Regions from separate parts of the Mus musculus genome. Here region 2 is linked to region 1. The links are chromatin loops, found by intact Hi-C in ENCODE. Cell type or tissue: gastrocnemius. All regions are shown on one strand. Region 1 overlaps Dpp6 (dipeptidylpeptidase 6). Region 2 overlaps Dpp6 (dipeptidylpeptidase 6).

Region 1 (5,000 bases):
CACACACATACACATATACTCATGCATCCAGACAAATGCACACATACACACCTCTCCTTTTAAGAAATAGGAAAAAAGCAAAAAACAAAAACAAAAACAAAAAAAAAACCAAACAAACCAACAAACCAAAACCCAGGCAATGTTGAAGATTCGGCTCTCCCAGCAGTTTCAGGTGACCATCCCTGCTGTGGACAGTGAGCAGCAGGACTTTGGGGCTGGAGGATGTGTGCACACACATAGGTGTTGTAAGTCAGAGCCCAGGATCCACAGTGCAAGCTACTTCCAAAGTAAGAAGTTCTTGCCACCTGCTCCGTTTTCTTCTTTACAACTCGAAACAAGAACAGGGTTGCTTCTCAGAAGCAGTTGTGATGTAGCTATCATGTTATAAAATTCCTGTTTACTCACTGGAGAAGTTCTGAAAATGTTAGGCTGTATTCTGGGACAGCAGCGTTACATACTGATATCCAGGTGCTTCCATACGGTAGTCACACACTTGGATTTCCACCCAGCTTCTGCAAATATGTCTCCAGGGGACTTCCTTCCTCACTGGCATAGGTAATCAATGTGCTTATCCAAAAGGCTAAAAGGCAATAGACAAACCCAGTGTCATCAATAAAATCCCTTTTGAAAAAAGGCATACTTCAGGGCTGAAGAGATGGCTCAGCAGTTAGGAGCACCGACTGCACTTTCAGAGTCCTAAGTTCAGTTCCCAGCAACCACAATGATGGTGCCGCACAATGGCATCTGATTGCATCTTCTGATGTTCATGAACACACACACACACACACACACACACACACACACACACACACACACAAAGTAATAAATAAAATAAATCTTTTAAAAAGGTGGGCATTCCCCCCTTGAGCCCTTAGTTAAAACAGTATACAAAACTTCCCAGCACATGGTTTTTGTTGCATCTTTTTGTTAATTGAAGGCATGGGAGATTGCAGACTACATTCACATAATTTCTATCAGGTAAGTTATCCATGGGGAGGCTTAACATGGATGAATGAATCATGTTTTAAAAGGGAAGTATATTATTAAGTCACTCATTCATTGAGCCCTCCTTTCTGTGTTATGGAACTTGGGATGCCCAAGTGTCACATGCACACACACTTGTATTGCCTGACAAGAACCAGAGTATAGGACAAGACTCACATATGTATGTCATTGTATTAGATGGCTTTACCCTGGAAGGCTGAACAAACATCTCACACAGGGCTTACCTCAGCTTTCAGTGATAAACAGGGCACTTGTATTGGTTGCATCATTTTAAAGATGGGGACGCTGGGAGTGAAAGCTAAGGAAGTGCCCTGCCACTGATTTGATTTGCCTGCCTACTGGCTGCACTTCTGACCCTTCTATCTGAGAAAGGAAAAAGAGAGACCAAAGGTCTCTTGGCCTTCTGTCTGCTGACCACTGCGACCCCTGGCCTTTCTTTGTCCCCCAATGATTTTATTTTATTTACATGTGGATGCACGCAGAAGCCAGAAGAGGGTATTTGATCCCAGGAGCTGGAGTTACAGGTGGTTTGAACCATCTATTGTGGATGCTGGACACTAAACTCAGGTCCTCTGAAAGAGCATCGAGTGCTCCTAATTTCTGAGTCCTTTAGCCCTGTGGAGTTTTCCTTCGTTCTCCAGCTGTAGCTGTTCAGTCTTTACCAACTGAGATCTGCCCAGATTCACTTTATGGAAATGTGCGAACCTAGAATAAGTTGCAAGGAATTACACGATGAGCCCATGGCACCCACTGCCTGCTGGGTGGTGAGCAAGATGGGCAGGCCATTCCCACCATCATCTAATTTCCTCCCTGTGGAAACGTTCTTCTGTGCTTCCTTGGATCTGGTGGTACACCTGTGTTATACTGAGCATGCTCATAAGCTCAGCTCTCGCATCTCTTCAAGCAAGTAGCAAGGAAGAGGGTCCTCCCTTGTCAATCAAAACCAGATTACTAGGAAACAGGGAAGGTTTCTTCCCTTTTCTCCAACTCAACTTTTTCTGAGCATGGGAAGAGTCAAGTTGACAAAATTAGTCTAAAATCCCAATCATTAAAAACAGCATTCTTAAACAAACAAAGCATTATGCACCCCCTTGACAGCTTCCATTTGTCTGCCTGATCTGGCTGGCGTGGGAAGAGCAGGAGTGTGTGATTTGTGAGTCTTGCCAGCAGAGGGCAGAGTTTACTGCTGAGACCCTGGTTTTTAGGGTTGTGCAGAATCGCAGCAAGACTGGGACAAGCAGAAGCTCGTCGAAAAACAACTCCTGTGTCAGCGGAGATGTTCATCACACTGGGGAGAAGCTGCAGCAGCCCCCCTTTACACAGCAAGGCATCCCTGTCTGGCCCTATCTGATTCTGTCCATAACCTCCGGGGTCTCTATGGAACTCTTCTGCAGCTGCTCAATGGTATCTGATTACATCACCACAAACAGACTTTGTGCAGAGGCCTGTGATCCTGCCCACGTTCATAGCATGCCCTGAGCCGTGTTGCTCCCATAGGGGACCCTCACAAGTGACACCCAGCACTCTTTTCCTGAATGGTGAAAGGGCTCTGGGCATCTCCCAGCCTTAGGACATCCATGCATGGCTGAATTGGGTTGTTACTTTGGAGTTACTCTAGCAGTAGGGTTTGCAGTGGTCTTCAAGCGGATGATTCTCCCCCAGCATGAGGGATCTTCATCTACAAGTGTAGGATTTGTCTTTGGGTATGGGTAAGGTTTTCTAAACACTGGTGAGTCCGCTGTGAATCTAATAGTAGGAGCCTGTGCTATATACAGCACAGGTGCAAGCGTCCTGAGGTGCTTGTCTGAGCACCACAAGGCAAGGAGCTGCAGTGCCTGGCCTTCATATTCATGGTCTGATCAGAGTCCCCTGTAGCTATCCTGATCTGCAACAGCTGAAATGGGGCTGCCTGCTTGCACAGGGCAACCACGGGGTCAAGTACAGTGGTGTTTTGCATGATTTTTACTGTGTGGGGTGTGCACTGTTGCATGTTTTAATTATGTAGCTAGGGTAAGGCTAGAAATGTAACAGACCAAGACTGAGCAAGGCAATGGAGAACAAATGGCTTCTGCCAATAGGGCATCAATCACAAGGTGAGGCCCTGGTAACTTTTTACATTATTGTTTTAATTTTTATTTCATATGCATGAATGTTTTGCCTGCATGTCTGATACCCGTGAAAGCCAGAAGAGGGCATCAGATCCCCTGGAACTGGAGTTACAAACTATTGTGAGCTTCCTTCCATGTGAGTGTGGAACTTGAACCTGGGTTCTTGAGAAAAGCATCCAGTGTTCTTGACTGCTGAGCCATCTCTCCAGTCCTGTGGCCTTGGTAATTGTGATCTGTACTCTGCACTGGGTGAAGAAAGAGTACTCAGCCTAATGAATGGACAGACAGACATACAGCTTACATAGCTCCTACTACAGTATGATTTTAACGATTTCCAAGTATAGACTCCTGTAGCTGTCATTCCTGTCTGTGAGGTGATATTTATAGCACCTATCTCAAGCTTCAGGGAACATAGGGAAAGACAGGCTAGGTCTCTGAAAATGCCAACTTGTACCTGGAAATTAGCATAAGACTGAAGAGTTTTCACAAATCAGTGGGAACAGCATTTATCCACCTGTGTGAAGAGCAGAAAATCAGCTTCCTTTATCTGACTCTAGGAACTAAAGACTAATGTTTTTAAATTATCAGGAGGAAATAGAAACTATTTCTGTAGAATAAGGCTATGACAGAACACCCTAATTATGACACAAAATGTTCACAACAGACAGGAAAAATGGATTACTTTTTTGCCTGGCAGAAGACAGATGAGAAATCTCTAAATTTTAGGAAGCCCTTGTTCTGAAGGCCCAAATCTTATGGCCTTTGATCTGGTGCCCTTGGTATCCAGAGTTTCTGTGTCCTGGATCTGATGGCCCTGAATTTGGTGGCCTTTGTGTCTAGTGGCCTTGAATCTGGTGGCTCTGGTATTTAGAAGCCCTGATATCTATTGGTGCTGGGTCCTAAGGTTCTAGACCTGGTGGCCCTGATGTCTGCTGTCCCCTCTGTGGCTGGCAGTGCCAGACAGCTGGTTTTATTCCAGCCAACCTGCAGGGGCTAAGGATACCTGGAGCCTCACAGGGCAGGCTCTTCACTCCTCCAAATGGCCAGCATCCCTGAGTCCTGCCCTAAATGCCAGCAGAGCCTCTCCCTGTGACCTTTGGAAAATTCTCCCCTCTTTAAAATACTTCTGAGGAGGAGGTGGGAGATACAATTGAGAGATGTAGCGATTAGACCCTTCCTCCCCAAAGTCCCACTGCAGAGGCACCTCCCTGGTTCAGGCTTTGGGCAGTGGATGCTTTCACTTTGCTTACTTCAGGCATCAGACATTCAACCATGACTGTGCCCTGAGCAGGTCCTGTGTATCACTTCTGCATACCTTAGCATCATCATTTTAATTGGCTTTTTGGCAGGCAGCGAAGATGTATGCTAAAGGCAGACATGTTGTCATCTGCTTCTGTAAATGCTGCAGACATTCTACCACCTTTGTAAAAACAAAACAAATCAAAACAACCCAGAGAAATGTACTAGAAAAGTACTGAGAACCAGAACAGTTAAAAAATAAAGTTATTTCTTACTATACATCTCAACTGTCTAAACATATATCTGTTAACCATTTCTACCATAATAATAGTTATAGCCCTATAATAGATAGTAACACTATATAGACTTCCTACCCTGAGAAGAGAGTGTGAACATCCTGTTACCGGATGAGCAGTGGTGAGGAGAAGATGTCTCAGGGATAAATTTGTCCCTAAGGTCGTCATTTAGTGACAGAGTGATGGTGGATTGCCTACTGACAGGTGACTATATTAGAAACTGCTGTAAGATGTACATGAGGAAGATCTGGAGGCTAGAAATATTCAGGGACCTTTTGTTGTTGTTTTTAAAATATCTAGCCAACTCCTAAAAAGAAATGAGTGGTTGTCATGGCAACCTCAGTATCACATG
Region 2 (5,000 bases), 350 kb after region 1:
CCTCTTCTTCAACTCCTGCCTCCTGTCCTGCTTGAGGTCCTGCTCTGACTTCCCTCAGTGATGAGCTATAATCTGTGAAGTAAAATAAACCCTTTCCTTCCCGCATTGCTTTTGGTCATGGTATTTTAATCACACACAAGAGACCGCAACCAAGACAGAAGATGGGCTTCCTCCCTGTGCCCTGTGTCCTGATCTCTAAAAGACTCTGATATCTGTGAGCTCAGCTTTGTGGAAGACGTCTAGGGGATTTTTCTTGGTGATTTTTGCTGTGCTCTCAAGTGTTCTGTTCAGAACTCACACTAGCTTTACAGAGTGAGTGATCATAAGGAAAATGAGAGAGGCAGTAGAGGCCCCAGGGAAATACATTATTATATTAATTGACAATGCTATGTTTATCTACAAAATTAGTATTTGTTGTTGGGGGTGGAAAGATGGCTCAGTGATTAAGAACACTTGCTACCCCTGTAGAAGACCTGGATTTGGGTGCCAGCACATAGTTGACAGCTCATAACCTGTAATTCCCTAGGATTGCCTAAGGGGTCTGATGTCTTATTATGACCTTCGAGGCCAGCAGGCATATACTTACATGTAGTCAAAACACTCACATACATAAGAAGTCTATAAAAATGTCTAGTATTGATTTATAAACTAACTGAATAGTGAGCTACACAAACATTCCATTTTTCTAACTTCTTATAGACTCTCATTGTTTTGTTGTTTCAGGAGATTTTATATTTCCAATGAAAATGGTTCAAACATTAGTCCGCAGTGTCATTTTTACTGTGCTATGGATGACCCTAATGTAACTATCATGGTAAACTATGGAGTAGACAGTCTCTGGCTGTGGCTACATGGTCACCCACCCTAAGCAGCTCCTTGGTGCTCCTGTGAGGAGACAAGGAAAGATAAAGCTGACCATTCCCAGGTCTCGGAGCCTTCCAGCTCCACCTAAATTCATGGAAGTCACAGAGTTTCTGTGTGGGCTTCTGATTTGGGTATAGTTTTAAACATCCTTGTTAACGTTGATTGCTACATTAAGGCTGGGTCCTTCCCTCCTAGATACACCCAGAGGTGTGTCTCCATGGTGATGACACTCAGTGAAGTCAACAATGAAAATTTATCATCCATTTTCTTGGTAGTATCACTGGCAATTCTAAGATTTCTCTTCACGTTTGGTAGCCGTGACATAACACACAATTAAATCTTTGAGTGTTTGTTAGTGGAGAAAATAGAATTGCAGGAGACAATATGTGGCTTGGCACTCATTTACATTGCCATAAGACACTTTGGTTTAAGGGAGAGACATCGTTGATGGAGAGGTTAGTGAGCTGAGTGATACACCATGAGGAGATTCCTCAGTCACCCCTCACATGATCTAAGCCCCACCTCCTGTTATATTTGCCATCAAAATAAGAACCAGCAGTGACTAGTTTCACTGACTAAGCAAGAGGTCTTGTGGTCCAATTAGAATCAACTGGGAACCAGGCCTTCAACATATACCCTATCCAAACTGTAACAGTCCCAAAGTGCCCAGTCACTCTGCCCCTCTGCCCCCTGGCCCTGATGAGAAACTTCACATCACCGAACACTTCAGAACAGAAATCAGATGTGGTGGGAAGAAAGTAAAATTGTATTCTCTGGCCAATAAAATCAAATAAAATAAAATATTGATTTTCTAATGAACTCTTACATTTTCTAGATTCAACTTCATTAGGAGCATCTGTTATGTTTGCTGCATGTAGATACATCAAAACCCAATGGCATAAGTGGGGCAGGCATCAGAAACACACCACCCAGGGCTACAGTGTTCTGGAGTGCTGGGTGTGAGTGAGGTCTTTCTTTGTTTCCCTCCCTCCTCCAACGGGGCCTGGTATATAGGAATTACCTCAGAACAGAGCTGAGACAGATGTGTCCAAATATTTTCTGGAAACAGAGAGACCCCGAGGGACCTACTGCACACTTGAGCAGGCCAGCACTTACCATGGTGCCCAGTCCAGGCAGCAGCTGCCACAGCAGTGAACAGCAGACAACAGACAGGCTTTCTCATCCACAGTGAGGAAGGAGAGTGGAATGCTAAGCTGGCTCTCTCCTCAGCAGTCTGGGACCCCACGTCCCACATTCAGGGGTCTTTCCACCTCAGTGAAACTTCTCTGGAAACAGCCTCAGAGACACACCCAAAAGTGTGCCTCCTGTCACACAGACAATCAAACAAGCCTTTGGAAGCCCAGCATGTGTGAGTGTTGTTCTGTAAAGTTAGATATTATAGAACAGATTATGTTTTCCAGGTTAGAGTATGAACAGAAAGGTCCATGACCCGACTGAAGTTACACAGTTATTTGCAATTGTGGGGATTTTCAGAGTAGGCATCTATTCCAACCTTTTTCTGCCTCTGATGAGAAAATGAATCCAAGGGCTTCTTCACTTACCATGGTCACACAGACCTGTGACTACTGTGAAGCAAGTCTCACAGTTCTTAGGGCCTTGGCCCCAGCACTCACATCTTTCAGATTGTTGATGCTTGCCCTTGACTGAGTACATGTCCGTAATCAGCAAATCTTGGGCAGGTCAAAGCCAGAGTGAAGGATGCTATCCAAGGACAGAAGTGAGTCTACATCAGCTCTCCAACACCACCACCAATCAGAATTGGTGGCAGATGGCAGCCTGTGAGACGAGATGCAGATGCCTGAAGCCATTCACATGGTTTGATAAGCAGATGGCTATAGGCAAGCTACATACCACAGGAGAAATCCACCTCAGACAAAGTCTCACGTGTGACATCTGCCAACCCTCCCTGAAGGGCACAGCCCACTTGGCCCACCATGTCATCAGGCACTTTGAGACTTGACAGACTCAGATGAGCAAAGCAAGGGGAGAGAATTGTCCCTCTATAGGAGCCTGCCTCCTTCCCTCTGCAGAGTGAGAGCTGCTAATGCACAGTCTCTTGGTTTTCCACCCCAATGCCTTAGCCACAGTATTCTGGGCAGATACCCTGTGTCCTGCAGAGATGCCAGCCTTCTGCCTCTTGCATGTGTGATGATTCTGTGTCTTTGGGAAAAAGTTGTGCCAAGGTGAGCTCCTTTATTGTTCCTGCCCTGAACTCTTCCAAAATTGTTCTTCACATCTTCCCTCATAAATCAAACCATGAGGGATATGTGATAAAAGTCTCTGAGGCTCATACTCACAGATCTTAGTGCTGAGGTGCAGACCTGGCACCTGCCTCTCTCTTTACAGAGGCCCTCACTGGGCCAATTTCAACTCTATTGCTCTTGTCTTTCCACAACATACTTTATTATGAGGGAGCACTAAGAGCTAATGCAATCTGACCCTTGAGACACTCATAATAATAGGATTCCAGCCAAATTCCTCTGACTCCCAATCCGAATTGGGCTTCCAAGTGATCCAGTCTGTTTGTCAAAGTTTGTGCCATTCCAGAGAGCAGAAAATTATAAACAGTGTAAATTTAAGCAAGTTAGTATAAATTAGTCTGTCATCTTTCTTCTTCTTACCTTGAGTCAAGAGGTAGGAACTATGTTCTGCCTGATCCCCCTGTTTTTCCCAAATGATCTTTAACTGTATTTTCTCTTGTTGCTTCTTAAACTATCTGGGCATTCTACTGCACTGCTGCTGACATCATCTGTGATGCCACAGGGTCAGTGACCATTGCATCACTGCTGATGTTAGTGACATCATCTGTGATGCCACAGGGTCAGTGACCATTGCATCACTGCTGATGTCATCGATGATATCATGAGGGTGATGCCATCCACACTGAACCCTACAGACTATGAAGTATCAGATCTCCTTCATAGTTCTAGAAAATTTTAAAGACCTATGCCATGTTAGGCACTGCTGATAGTGTCATCAAAAGTGATATTTCTACCATGCTTAACACTAAACTGTATGTATGTGTGCAAATACATATAATAAGCCATTTTAGGTAAATATAAAGTACTATGATTTTCTATAGCTTTTCCAAATATCTTTCATGTTAGTCTACTTCCAATATCACCCAAAGATCTTGTGTTCTAGTTCTTCCCACCACAATGGCTCCAATGAGCGAGTCTGAGCTGAGGGGAAGAGACCGCATACCTCTAAGGATTCTGCTTGAGGCTTCTTTCTCTGCCTCTTCATGACAGTCAGTCTGTGGTGGGGCCTGACGCAGATTTCAATGTACAGATTCCAAGATAAAGTTTTTCTAGCCGTCAGCTGTTTCTCTTCTCCTCACCAGCTATTCTTGTTTTTAAAAAGCCCCCTGTGTTCCACATGGCCATTAGTTGTTGCTGGTAGCAGTTGGCTTTTTATCATGCAATTACTCAGGATGTAATAATGGATACCGAGTGTGGGAAGCCCACAGAACATAACCCACTATTTCTACAAAGCCACAACCCACATTTCATCACAGATGGTCCAGCCTCTACACTCAGAGGAGTGGAGGTTGCCAGAGGCAGGTGGCTGCAAATGCCCTAAACCTAGAGGGCCCAGTTCCTGACCACAACCTCATCTGGGTCATGATGAGCATGGCCAAGCCTCCTGATTCATTCTAACTCCTATATCCCACAGAATCACAGTGTGTATGTCCCTACAGGCTGTTCCAGCACAATGTTAAGATCTGGGAGCTCTAGAACCTGAGGGAGCACCTGAGTGCAGACCATTCTGGCATGGTCTTCCATGGTGCTAGTGATGCCCGTTTCTCCACCCACCTCTGGAGGCCTGGCTGCTGAACCTTCTCCTTCAGGTTCCTCTTGAAGGAACAGACAATTGGTGCTCAGATATCAAGGATCTTGATTAGAGCCATGCTATCAGGACTGAAAGAAAATTAGCCTTTTAAGCCAATGTTGCCAGCTTCAGACACTTTTGTGATGTGAACTACAAAAGGAGAAGGAAGAGAAAGAGGAAGGGGGAAAGAGGGGGAGGAAGAAGAAGAGGAGGAGGAGGGGGGGGAGGGAGGGGGAGGGGGGCGGGGAGGGGGAGGGGGAGGGGAAAGAGGAGGAGGAAAGCCA

Evidence for each region. Hi-C counts contacts between places; a loop is a spot of excess contacts. Peaks named below come from ENCODE experiments on the same cell type or tissue, not always from the same donor. Only the 100,000 strongest peaks of a DNase experiment are listed, where the experiment ranks them.
Region 2: it touches region 1 in a loop (6-fold over the local background); 19 of 42 quality-filtered maps call a loop at or near these places.

What each region holds. Positions count from the first base shown.
Region 1 is chr5:27,073,033-27,078,032 of GRCm38, forward strand. All of the region lies in intron 1 of Dpp6 (dipeptidylpeptidase 6), which reads left to right. Among named protein-coding and RNA genes, the nearest start is that of Dpp6, 26 kb to the left of the region's middle. In gastrocnemius, a CTCF peak has its summit at 2,161 (motif pointing right); DNase peaks (open chromatin) are centred at 2,181, 3,215 and 4,110.
Region 2 is chr5:27,421,969-27,426,968 of GRCm38, forward strand. The region is part of intron 3 of Dpp6 (dipeptidylpeptidase 6); the gene reads left to right. Among named protein-coding and RNA genes, the nearest start is that of Gm52769, 76 kb to the right of the region's middle. In gastrocnemius, no CTCF peak of the experiment used is centred here; DNase peaks (open chromatin) are centred at 1,978, 2,959 and 4,594.